3 separate regions of the Homo sapiens genome follow, and regions 1 and 2 are each linked to region 3. A link is a contact called in ENCODE Hi-C or POLR2A ChIA-PET data. All regions are on one chromosome and are shown on one strand. The core of a region is the stretch at or near the end of the contact, and the rest is flanking DNA. Distances in the headings are between cores, read along the strand shown.

Evidence for each region. A loop is a pair of places that touch in the nucleus more often than their neighbours do. ChIA-PET counts read pairs that join two places held with the same protein, here RNA polymerase II (POLR2A). Pooled maps may share reads with other maps.
Region 1: a pooled map shows a loop between it and region 3 (7-fold over the local background). The contact joins the promoter of PRKAR2A here to the promoter of SCAP in region 3. A Hi-C loop is called at or near these places in 1 of 37 single-sample maps with no recorded cell type and 6 of 50 pooled maps. POLR2A ChIA-PET finds 5 or more read pairs at or near these places in 1 of 52 experiments (activated T-cell).
Region 2: a loop to region 3 is called in a map of CD4-positive, alpha-beta T cell, with 9 times the contacts of the local background. The contact joins the promoter of QRICH1 here to the promoter of SCAP in region 3. A Hi-C loop is called at or near these places in 1 of 168 maps with a recorded cell type or tissue (CD4-positive, alpha-beta T cell), 1 of 37 single-sample maps with no recorded cell type and 6 of 50 pooled maps.

The regions. Positions count from the first base shown.
Region 1 is chr3:48,845,776-48,849,714 of GRCh38, reverse strand. PRKAR2A (protein kinase cAMP-dependent type II regulatory subunit alpha) reads left to right here and starts at 1,841. Exons shown (of 11, transcript NM_004157.4): 1 at 1,841-2,380. The coding sequence starts at 2,119. PRKAR2A-AS1 (PRKAR2A antisense RNA 1) reads right to left here and starts at 1,778. Exons shown (of 3, transcript NR_109997.1): 1 at 1,690-1,778; 2 at 1,307-1,610; 3 at 1-728. RefSeq lists a silencer at 1,699-2,028.
Region 2 is chr3:49,092,067-49,096,196 of GRCh38, reverse strand. It overlaps QRICH1 (glutamine rich 1), which reads left to right and starts at 2,126. Exons shown (of 10, transcript NM_198880.3): 1 at 2,126-2,285. It overlaps QARS1 (glutaminyl-tRNA synthetase 1), which reads left to right. Exons shown (of 24, transcript NM_005051.3): 24 at 118-265. The coding sequence ends at 168. RefSeq lists enhancers at 1,552-1,891, 2,002-2,121, 2,490-3,002 and a silencer at 2,242-2,491.
Region 3 is chr3:47,473,948-47,478,341 of GRCh38, reverse strand. It overlaps SCAP (SREBF chaperone), which reads left to right and starts at 2,401. Exons shown (of 23, transcript NM_012235.4): 1 at 2,401-2,543. It overlaps LOC105377073 (a long non-coding RNA gene), which reads right to left and starts at 2,397. Exons shown (of 3, transcript XR_940821.3): 1 at 1,978-2,397; 2 at 1,640-1,700. RefSeq lists a silencer at 2,314-2,853.

The DNA.
Region 1 (3,939 bases), core at 592-3,091, 1.4 Mb before region 3:
GGAGGTTGCAGTGAGCTGAGATCGTGCCATTGCACTCCACCTTGGGCGACAAAAGGAAGACTCCATCTAAAAGAAAAAAAAAAAGCCAGGTGCGGTGGCTCACGCCTGTAATCCCAGCACTTTGGGAGGCTGAGGCGGGTGGATCACGAGGTCAAGAGATTGAGACCATCCTGGCCAACATGGAGAAACCCCATCTCTACTAAAAATAGAAAAAATTTGCTGGGTGTGGTGGTGCACGCCTGTAGTACCAGCTACTTGGGAGGCTGAGACAGGAGAATCGCTTGAACCTGGGAGGCAGAGCTTGCAGTGAGCAGAGGTCATGCCATTGCACTCCAGCCTGGGCGACAGAGTGAGACTCCTCTCAAAAAAAAATAGGGGCCTGGCAGAACGGTCGCCCTCATTCCTTCCAGATGCCTTTTGAATGCTCTGCTGGATGGGTGGTTGGCTGAGCCGTGGGGCATCTGAGAACAAGTCAGTAGACCTTCTCCAAGAGTATGCAATAAGGACTGAGCAGGAAAAAAGTTGGAGACTGCCTGTCCCCTCACAAAGTTGATGGTCTAACATTCTTCTCAGGGTCAAGAAACTTGTCCAGGGAGACACTGCTGTTTATAATCACAGGCCTGCTTAGCCTAGAACCTGGGCTGGCCTCTTCATCAGTGGGGATGAGGGCTCCTTGCTCCCAGCTGCTCAGCTCCCAGCAGCATTGAGCTCCTGGGTGTGTGCCAAGCCTGTATGGGAGGTGATAGGGAGGATTTTAATTAATACTGAGTAATTACCAGGCGGTGTTTAAGCATCCCAAATGCCCTCAGGTTCCCAAACCTACAGCTACTCTCTTCCTGGCTAGGCCTGTAAGGAGAGGGGGACTCTGCTCTATGCCCAGTGGGCCTTTGGTTAGCACGTAGGCTGTAGACTGGACATCCCAGGAAGGTCTCCACCTTTTTCAATACCCTTCCAGTTTGGTAGGAGGAGGAGGGCAATTTGGGAAATAGTCTGGCCTCTACAGTTCACCTATACCATCTTCCCAGGGGCAAAGGATAACAATGCCTGTGGTCTGCTCAACTTCATCAAGCAGTGTTGACCTAGGGCCCAGTGTAGAATGTGGGGAGAGGAATGGGCAGACCTAGATCTGGGGACCCTGGTGAAAGTGCTCCAGGAGGAACAGGCACAGAGGTCTTTGCTGCTTTTGGCCTTATTTCCCTTTCTCACTGTACACATTTGGCTGAGTGAACTCTTTCAAATTTATTTTTCTGTCTGTGGCTCTCAAATTATGATCTCATTCAAACGCCTACTTCCTACAAGGCCTTACCCGTTTGACATCTCAGAGACCTGACAGACTCCTGAGTTATTCCACCATTCCACCTGGCAGCCAAGGTGGTCTTGACTCCACCAGGCCTTTGCTCTTGTTGTATGTTCAGATGGCTTTCCTCCAGATCTTCCCCTGGGCGGGTCCTGCTCAGGCCTCGGGGCTAGCTTGAATGTCACGCCGGAAAGTGAGCCCTCTCTTGCCCTTCATCACAGCAGAATCACACTGATGTGCTCGTATGCTTCTGCTTCTCGCTGTGTCTCTGGTGCTTAGTAAGTGCTGGCCAAAAAGAGGCTCTTGGCATCAGCTGAAAGAATAATTTAAAGGTCTTCAGGACCAGGCGAGAGGCACTAATCGGTCCCCTTCATGGGTAGACCGTTCATTACCTAATTCCCTGGATTCCCTCCGTGAGCTGGCATCAGGAACACTCCACTGTCTCGACCCCCCGACAGCCCGAGGGGGCGGGTCATCTAGTGGCGCAAGCGCACTGAGGGCCGGTGCTAAGCGGGGACGCGCACGCCCGCGGTGGCGTGCGTCACAACCAGGACGCCTGCCCCGCCCGTCCAGCTCGCCTGCCCGTCGGTCCCCGCGGCGGCGGCGGCTGCCCAGTGACAGCGGCGGCGGTGCCAGGTCGGCCGTGGTAGCGTAGGGTTGCGCGGCCCGGAAACGCAGAGCCGGCCAAAGAGCGGCGCGACGTGAGCCGGGGCCGTGCGCGAAGAGACCTCGCGGGCGCGGAGCGAAAGGCCGGCGTGAGTGAGCGCGGAGACAGTGGCCGCCGGCGGCCCAACCCGTCTATCCCTTCGGCCGCCGCCGGCATGAGCCACATCCAGATCCCGCCGGGGCTCACGGAGCTGCTGCAGGGCTACACGGTGGAGGTGCTGCGACAGCAGCCGCCTGACCTCGTCGAATTCGCAGTGGAGTACTTCACCCGCCTGCGCGAGGCCCGCGCCCCAGCCTCAGTCCTGCCCGCCGCCACCCCACGCCAGAGCCTGGGCCACCCCCCGCCAGAACCCGGCCCGGACCGTGTCGCCGACGCCAAAGGGGACAGCGAGTCGGAGGAGGACGAGGACTTGGAAGGTAGGCTGTGGGCGGGGCCCTGGGGAGTGGTGCAGGAGGTCTCCAGAGGTCTAGAGGGGTGGCAGGGAGCCAGGTGTCGCGCCGCAGCCAAGCCGACCGCAGGCTGGGATTGGGAGCTCTGTAGCCGCGTTTCTAGCGTTTCCCTGAGACACCGGCGTGAGCCCGCGTGCGCCACTTCCAAATTGAGCTCCGCGATCCTGCGAGCCCTAGAGCGCACCGAGTGATTTGTCAGATCCAGCCTTGAAGGAAACGTGCGCGCTGTCGGCCCTGCTAGAGGATCCCTCGCCTTTGCTTAAGACCCTTCACCAGTTTTGGCTTCGAAGACAACAGCGTTCTCATCCAGTGACTTGTGTTTAATTGATAGGACAGTAAGTTTGTTTGGAAATAATAATTTTTTTTGAAAAGTTACTGTGAAAACTTTTAAGCATAGACAAAAGAGGAAAGGTGAGATGAATCCCTATATGCCATCACCTACATTTAACAGTTGCGTTTGTCACAAAGTTTCATCCATACCTTTTTTCTTTCTTTGCCGAAGTGTATTAAAGCAAATCTCTCAGGTCATTTCACCTCTGCTTACTTGAGTTTGTATTTCTTCAAACATGGTCCCTGGGAATATTCCTATTTTTAAAAACTTGGCCAAAACGATTGAATCAAATTTGGTGAGAGTAAATAATTATCTTGCCGGCCGGGGCAGTGGGCCCCTATAGTCTATACCAGCTACTCTGGAGGCTGAGGAGGAAATATCGCTTGAATCCAAGAGTTCGAGACCAGCCTGGGCAAAATAGACACCCTACCTCATTTTTGAAAACGAAAAACCTGGCCGGGCGTGGTGGGTCACGCCTGTAGTCCCAGCACTTTGGGAGGCCGAGGCGGGTGGATCACCTGAGGTCAGGAGTTCGAGACCAGCCTGGCCAACATGGCGAAACCCCGTCTCTACTAAAAATACAAAAATTAGCCGGGCGTGGTGGCGGGCGTCTGTAGTCCCAGCTACTTGGGAGGCTGAGGCAGGGAGAATCGCTTGAACCTGGGAGGCGGAGGTTGCAGTGAGCCAAGATCATGCCACTGCACTCCAGCCTGGGCGACAGAGCGAACTCCGTCTCAAAAAAAAAAAAAAAGAAAAAGGAAAAACCCAGTAACTATATTCTTGTTTAGTGGGTGGGTTGTAGCTTTAAAGGAAAGGATCCCAGCAGAGACTGAGATCAGGAGAGCAGCTTCATTGGCTCTACTTGCTGTGTCAGGATTTATCATTTAGTAATAGTAAACCTTCTCCAAGAGTTTGCAATAAACTCCAAGAGTACGCAATAAGGACCGAGCAGGAAACAAGTTGGAGACTGTCCCTCCCCTCACAGATTTGGTGATCCAAGATCATCACACCTTTTTTTTTTTTTAAAGTCAGGATCTCGCTCTGTCACCCAGGCTGGGGTGTAGTGGCACAATCAGGGCTCACTGCAACCCCAACCTCACAAGCTCAAGGTATCCTCCCACCTGGGCCTCCCAAGTAGCTGGGACTAAGGGCATGTGCCACCATGCCTTACTAATTTTAAGTGTTTTATAGAGAC
Region 2 (4,130 bases), core at 877-3,376, 1.6 Mb before region 3:
CCCTCGGCTTCTTTGGCTTAAGAAGGATGTTAGGGGGAGGTGTCTGTGGTGAAACCTGCCCAGGCCTCCCTGGCCTTGTTCTGGGTTGGTGGTCATCCTTTTCCCTCTGCCCTCCAGCTTGTCTTTAACCGAACTGTCACACTGAAGGAAGACCCAGGAAAGGTGTGAGCTGGAAGCACTGAACCTACCTCATCCTCCTGGAGGGTGTGGCTACCCTCGCCACCCCAAATTCCATGTCAATAAAGAACAGCTAAATTCTCCTAGAGTCTGTGTGTTATCTCTGCACTTCTAGCATCTGAAGGCCCTGAAGACATGCTGGTGGTGGTGGTATGATTGGGGGATGGAGATGTGCCTTTTGCACATTTTGTCTGTGAGAATGGACTTTCCCAGAACAGAGTGGTACTGACAGCTTTGAAAGCACCGGTGCACTTTTTGGTGCTTAAAGGCAGGGGCCTGGGTAGGATTCATACCCTCCGCACCTGGTCTGAGAGAATGGAGGGCCCTGGGGTGTTTGTCCATGGTTAGGACCCCTGTGCCAGAGGGATCTAAAAGGTTTGTTTCTGCTGGTGTGGAGAGGCCTAGCTCCCAGTCTGATCATTCAGCATATAATTTTTTTTTTTTTTTTTTGATACGGAGTTCCACTCTAGCCCAGGCTGGAGTGCAGTGGCTCAATCTTGGCTCACTGCAACCTCTGCCTCCCGGGTTCAAGCGATTCTCGTGCCTCAGCCTCCCAAGTAGCTGGGATTACAGGCGGGCGCCACCACTCCTGAATAATTTTTGTAATTTCAGTAGAGACGGGGTTTTGCCAAATTGGCCAGACTGGTCTGGAACTCCTGACCCCAGGTGATCTGCCCGCCTCGGCCTCCCAAAGTGCTGGGATTGCAGGCGTGAGCCACTGCGCCCAATCAGCCTATAATTCTTTTTTATTTTTGAGACGGAGTCTCACTCTTGTCCCCCAAGCTGCAGTGCAATGGTGTGATCTCAGCTCACTGCAACCTCTGCCTCCCAGGTTCAAGCAGTTTTCCTGCCTCAGCCTCTTAAGTAGCTGGGATCACAGGCATGCACCACCACACTCGGCTAATTTTGTATTTTTAGTAGAGACGGGGTTCACCATGTTGGCCAGGCTGGTCTCAAACTCCTGACCTCAGGTGATTCACCCGCCTCGGTCTCCCAAAGTGTTGGGATTACAGACTTCAGCCACCGTGCCCGGCCCATTCGGCATATAATTTTTGAGTGCCTACTACGTGCCAGGCAAAGTGAGATGGGGCATACGTGCTGTGGTGGCCTTCCAAGTTCACGGGAGGGGAAATGGGTGACCAAGCACTGTATGGGAGCGGTCTCCCTGGGGCCTGTGCAAGACTGGAAGAGGTTCCTGACCCAGCCTGGGCCTCAGAAAACATTACTCTAACGAAGTGACTTCTGAAGGGAATCACGAAAGACTACGGGGAGTTTGCCAGGATAAGAGGAACAAGGGCAAAAGCTCCGAGGCAAAAAGAGTCTACAGCAGGCTGGAAGCCCTCTGGGGGCAGTGTAGGCTGCTGCTGAGGCCCGAGTGTGCCTGCAGCTTTAACGCCTTCCACATTTTCCCTGTATACAAACACTAGGCTACCCGGGGGCCCGCTTTAAGGTGGACCCAACTGCGGAAGGCTGAACTCAGATGGCAGCAGACAGCGGGAGTACCAGATGCTGACTCCTCCAGGAGGTGAGCAACCTAGAGGCTTCCCAGGCAGGGCACGGCTGGGGACGCCAGGCCCAGGACAGAAGTTTGTGGGGTCCACCTTAAGCGAGAGGCCGAGCCTGGCCAGGCCCCGCCCCGCGTGGGCGTGCTCGACCAAAGGAGGCTCTGGCGGGCGACGGAAGGTGGGTCCAAAGAGCTAGCTTGGAGCCCTAGCCTTCCGAGACTCCACTACTAGGCCAAGCCACGGCCCTAGCTCCGCCCCACATGGAGAGGCGTCCATGGGCGGAGCGAGCCGCTCCATACCCTAGGATCCACTATCCGCTCTAGCGGCCAGAAGCGCGGCCACCTTCCCCTGCTGAAGCGTTCACTTTAATTTTGGCCGGTAGGCAGTCCCAGATCTCGCGGGATCCGACGCCCCGATTATCGCGAGAGGAGCAATCGGCTCCTATTGGCTGTGAGGGTTGAATGTAAGATGGCGCCCAGGGAGCTGTGAGGAGAAAACCCTGTCGGTCTTGGAGCGACGACGGCAGAACCAGGGTCCCTGGCGGTGCGGCGGGGCCGGCGGGTGCAGCGGAGGCGGCGGCGGCGGCGGCAGTGACGTCGCCGGGTGAGGGCTCCAGTGCGGGTGGGGATGCGGCGAAGCTGTAGGCCTGAGACGGGGGGCCCACCCCACACAACGGCGGGCGGGGGCGGGCGGGCCACTACCGCTGGGCCCTGGAGAGTTCGGGGCGGCTCCGGAGCCGAAAACGTTCCTGGGCTAGCGCACCCCGCCCTGTGGATGGGGGAGGGGTGGCCCGGGGATTTGGGTGGGCGCGGCGCGAGATGGCGCGCCGGTGCGGGCGCGCGGCTGAGCCTGTTTTTACGCGCGCGCGCTGTGCGGCTCTCGGTGCGCGTGGCCGCCGACGTGCGCGTTCCCGGCCCGGATATCTCTGCTCTAGGAGCTGTGGCCCGTGGGCAACCGCGGCTTTCTGGAGCGCGCGCCCGTGACGACCCCCAGTTTTGGGGCGCGCGCTCTGATATCGGGTGGCGGTGCTGCCTCGAGAGCGCGCAGGAGGCTTCTGCTGAGCAGAGGGCCGGCCGCGGCTCGTTGCGCTGGGAAGGTTGAGGATTGGGTCCTTTCTGGTCTGGTGACGTTCCCGGGCATCCGTGGCCTCGGCCTGGAGAGAAACCAACCAGCTTTGCTGTCTGGCTTGCGGTTCCGCTCCTCTGTGAGGGGGGCGAGATTGCCCGTTCTCCTCGAAGAATGCCGTTACTTGAGGCCCAAGTACGGTGCGGGTGCTTGGGTAGGGTGTTTCTCTGCTTCGGAAACCAAGCCCTCTTGGTTTGAGAGGGCAGTGAGCCCCTTCGGATTTCCTCACCTTGTACTGGGCTTTCTGCCGGGCAGGGAAGGTTAATATTAGAAGGCCCTTGAGTGGTACCTGCTTATCTTTCATTAGAAACTAATACGTCCATAAGCGTAATTCATACACGTCACCTCTGTGCGCTCCGGAAGGGAATTCGCTTATGTGGCCCATGTGAACTCCGAGCTCTAAAATGCCAGTTTAAATCCTTAAACGCAGCTTTTCTTTTGCGTAAGTGGGAGGGGCTTACTTTATTATATTAAAGGCCCACCTTTGCCTCAGCCAAAAAGTTGGCCTTAAACAAAATGGAACAACCTGAGAATCAGTGCTTTACCTTTTTTGAAATTGCAGAAATCCCAGCAGAAATTACTAAAATCTGATAGTGTATCACTGTAAAAGTCACTTTTGGTGTAGGATTTCAGTCCTTTTCAGCTCTTTTTTTGACCCTGCCGCTGTGTTTTGGTGTCAAGGAAGTTCTAGGTTTGTTCTAGAGAAATAGGCACCTCTTTTTTCTAATACAAAACATCTGCTAGTTTGATTTACAGTCTTGCTCAATTAAGCTTAAGGAATAGGAAGCTAAGAGGAAGTAAAATTAGCCATCAAATTTGATAATGGTGGGGTAGTTCTTTCTAATGTACTGTATTGTTTTTAAGAACAAAGTTAAAATTATTAATAAAAAGAGGCTGAGGATGGAAGGAACTTTTTTGTTCTATCTTCTTCAGAATATTAGAAGTCTTAAGAACTCAGGACAAGCAGCAGAAATACATGCAACATGGTGACTGGTGAGTTAAAATTGTTCATATCCTGGAAGTATCTGTGCACAGTTTTTTTTCTGGTAATACTGAAGCATTACAAATCCTGTCAATTCTGGGTGCTGTCTTCCAGAAACTATTAGGTGCTGTAAAATGAAGATGTGGGAGAACGGCATCTTTGAATTCAGCCACAGTTCGCTACTTGCTCAGTTTTCTCCTCTTAGGATATAAGTCAGTGGAACCCGCAGATTTAAGCGTTTGCAGGCTCAGCTTTTAAACGGACCTAAATGGTTCAAAGAAAAGCTGTAAAGTTTTTCTAGGATACACTTAAAATTTTGACTTTTTTTTTTTTTTTGAGAC
Region 3 (4,394 bases), core at 1,152-3,651:
AGTGGAGGATTGTTTGCCATGCTTCAAGGCACAAAGGTACTTAGCTAGGTGCTTGTCAGTTTTGGAGCCTCTTATTTTTTGTGGGGGAGTGTCCAGACTTCACTGAGGGTCAGTCCTCTGCAAACACAGCTTTGATGGAGTGGTTGGGTGGGAAGAGGTGGTGAGTGAGGAGAATGACAGCAGTTCCCAAGGCAGTCTGGCTAAGTCCTGCCATGGAGGTGGTTAAAAGACAGGCTCCTGACCCTCTCTGGAGAGAAGACTTTGGTACAGTGGGCCCAGGGCTCAGGAGGACTCCTTCATGCCCAAGGTTTCTGAGGGGACAAATGATGGTATTTCAAGGGATCAGACCTGGAGAGAGTGATGTCAGGATAGGTAAGGGGTGTAGGTAAGTTCCCCTGAATGCTCTCTATTGTTGCTTCTCTCTCATTTAATACAACAAACAGGATGGGCACGGTGGCTCATGCCTGTAATCCTAGCAGTTTGGGAGGCCAACATGGGAAGGCTGCTTGAGCCCAGGAGTTTGAGACCAGCCTGGGCAACACAGCAAAAGACCCCATCTTGATAAAAATAACAAAAACAAAAATGGCATGGTGGCGCTCATCTGTAGTCCTACCTTCTTGGGAGGATCACTTGAGCCCAGGAGGTTGAGGCTGCAGTGAGCTATGACCACACCACTGCACTCCAGCCTGGGTAAAGGAGTGAGACCTCAAATGTAAAAATAAAAATAACCTAAAAAATTCTTTCTTTCTTTTTTTTTTTCTTTTTTTTTTTGAGACGGAGTCTCGCTCTGTCGCCCAAGCTGGAGTGCAGTGGCATGATCTCGGCTCACTGCAAGCTCTGCCCCCCGGGTTCATGCCATTCTCCTGCTTCAGCCTCCCGAGTAGCTGGGACTACAGGCACCTGCCACCACGCCCGGCTAATTTTTTTTTTGTTTGTTTTGTATTTTTAGTAGAGATGGGGTTCCACCGTGTTAGCCAGGATGGTTTCGATCTCCTGACCTCATGATCTGCCCGTGTTGGCCTCCCAAAGTGCTGGGATTACAGGCGTGAGCCACCGCGCCCAGCGAATACTTTCTTTATAGGATCAAAATTCCCATATTAAGCCAAAAGACAATGCTGAAAATGTCATAACCCTGAAAGTCACTTTGGGCCAAGGCCCACTGTCCCCATTGTTACTTTCATTGTGACAATAGTGTGGTGGGCAAGGAGGGAGGCCAGAGTCCGGTGGGAACTGGGTTTTAGGAGGAGGTATCTGAAGAATGTGTAGTGGGTCGGGGGCTGGTGCGGTCAGAAGGGCCACCTCTAATTTCTGCCTTGCATTGGTGACTAGATCTGCACTTTCTGGAACTCCCAGAGAAGTTTGCTGGTGCCTTTGAGGGCAGGTACAGGGCCTGCCTTATCCAGGTAGCCCTGGGGTGGGTGCGGGTGTCTCGGGCAGTAGGCAGGGGCTGAGGGGAGGCTTACCTCTGACACAAGACCTGGGTACAGCAAGGGCATGCAGTAGCATGATCAAAGTCCCCCCAGAGTGGTCCGGGCAGCGTCTCTAGTTGGGCCAGAGCTGGGCAGGTGGGGACCTGTGTTTCCCTCGAGGGGAGGCAGCCTCCCCTTCCCCTTCTGTGAGGCCCTGTAACAAGACCTACCTCGGATTTTCAGGAGGGCCAAATGCGAGGACATGTACAATACCAGCTCCGCAACTGACACCTAGTAAACAGTGAACGTAGCTGTTGCTATTATAACAAATACCTGTTCCCTGTGGAAAATGGTTAAATGTCAACTTATGCTTTTAAATGTCTATAGGGAAACTAGTTTTATGGACATTATTTATTCTTCTCATCTGCATTTGCAGTGTATCTCGGCCCAGCTGCTTCTAATTTTTTGCCATTATAAAACAGGGAACATGAGCATCTTGTGCAGGGTGGGTTTTTTGTTTTTTGTCTCACTGTGGCCTCGACCTCCCGGGCTCAGGTGATCCTCCTACCTCAGCCTCCTGAGTAGCTGGGACCACAGGTGCGCGCCACCACAGCCGGCTAATTAATTTTACTTGTGGAGACGGAGGTCTCCTACGTTGCCCAAGTTGGTCTCTAACTCCTCGGCTCAAGCGATCTTCGCGCCTTGGACTCCCACAGTGTTGGGATTACAACCGCGAGCCACCGTGCCCGGCTTTCTGCAAGTTCTTGATGACCGATGAGAGCCGGTGGGCCCAAACCCGGCGGGCCCTAACCCGGCTTCACGCTCCGCCCGGCCCGGCCCGGCCCGGCCGTCCATACTTCCCTCCGGTGTCCACCAGAGGGCGAACGGGAGACGCGAATGTGGTTCGACTACGCATGCGCACGCCGCTGGGCGCACGTGCGGAGGGCGGCGGGGCGGGAGGGTAAAGGTAGGAGGTGAGAGGTGAAGGGGCGGGCACCCGGCGGCCAGGAGAGAGAGGGAGGGCGCCACGCACCGGACTGCGGGCCGAGAGCGCGCACGCCGCGCTCCGCCCCTGCTGCCGCCCCCGTCGCCGCCGCCGCCGCCGCCGCAGCTTGGGAGGTGCTGCCACCACAGGTACCGTCACGCGGGTGCTCAGGGCGCCTGCCCGCGGGCCCCAGCTCGACCCCAGCCGCGTGGAGCTGGGAGTTCCGGAATGGGGGCCGCTAGGTTCGGGGGTGCGTGGGCATGGCGCTGTCCAGCAGCCGTGCGGGCCGGCCCTGGAGACCGCAGGCCGGCAAGGAGGCAGGGCCGCGCGTCCCCACCCCCAACCCGGCCGTGTCCCTGCACCGGCCGGCCCCTGGAGCTCCGCGTCCCCACCAGACCTCCGCGGGCCCCTGGTGTGACGGGGGGAGATGCGCGGCGTCGCATCCCCTGGCCTAGTTGCTCCGGGAAGCTGTTGTAGAACCTGCTTTGGTGCTGTTTGGGTTTTCCGGAGTGCGGGGGAGAGCAGGTTCTCCACTTTGCCTCTTTTGGAAGATCTTATTGAGAGACAACGCTAGTTGCTTTGCTGGTTTTGCTTGGTTTCTAGTTTTCCGTATTGCTTAAACCTCAACTTTGCTCACTAATGTTGCTTCTGTTTACTTCTGAGTGGGTTTATGACCTCAGTATTTAACCGGCTTATAATGTCACGATAGCGTTAGTTGCAGGGAGCCCTGGCTCCGGACTGTTTGAATCACAGAAAGTTGTGCAGATGGGAATGCGGAGGGGGGGGCAGTGAGTCGCTGTGGGGGCTCTGGCAGGGGTCAGCCCCTGGTTCGGGTCACTCACTGCTCCACCTTGTATGGCGACAGTCGGAGCTAGGTGAATAAACTCTTTCTGGGGATTTTGTAATACTTATCGTGAAGCGGCCATAGAAAAGGTTTAATGTTAGCGTTGCGTGTGTTTCTTTTATTTGGCCAAAAATTTGTGGAGTTTGGTTATGCCGTGTCTTTATTGGTTTGCTGTCAGGTCAGGATATTGAGCAAAAGACTGACGCTTTTATTAGGGAGTCAGGGTCGAGGGTGTCTAGTTAGTGCTGTATCCATTTTAGGTGTTCCTCAGTGATGCCTAAAGACTTGTTTTTTGTTTGTTTGTTTGGAGACAGGGTCTCACTCTGTCTCCCAGGCTGGAGTGCAGTGGCGCGATCTCGGCTCACTGCAGCCTTGATTTCCTGGGCTCAGGTGATCCTCCCACCTCAGCCTCCCCAGTAGCTGGGACAGCAGGTGTGTGCCACCACGCCCGGCTAATTTTTGTATTTTTTTGTAGAGATGGGGGTCTTGCTGTGTTGCCCAGGCTGGTCTTTAACTCCTGGGCTCAAGCATTATACAAGCCTTGGCCTCCCAAAGTGTTGGTATTACAGGCGTGAACCACCGTGCCCGGCCAAGACCTGTATCTTTTAAAATGTGTGTTAATATAGTTTACATTTTAGGTGTTTTACACATTTGCAGTATTCCCACTGAGCACATGATGTAAAAAACACTATATAAATATATTTAACACTGTATAAATATATTTCCATATTTATTCTTTTGGTCATAAATTGAAATGGAAAGAATTAGGCTTTTTAAATTTATTATGAACTGATCTGATGTTTGAATGCTCTCTCTTTTCTTTCTTTCTTTTTTTTTTTGAGATGGAGTCTCGCTCTGTCGCCCAGGCTGGAGTGCAGTGGCGCCATCTCGGCTCACTGCACCCTCCGCCTGCCGGGTTCAAGCGATTCTCCTGCCTCAGCCTCCCAAGTAGCTGGGACTACAGGCGCCCGCCACCATGCCCGGCTACTTTTTTGTATTTTTAGTAGAGACGGGGTTTCACCGTGTTAGCCAGGATCGTCTCTATCTCCTGACCTCATGATCCGTCCGCTTCGGCCTCCCAAAGTGCTGGGATTACAGGCGTGAGCCACCGCGCCTGGCTTGAATGCTCTCTCTTTTCTTTTGCTGTTGCGGCAAA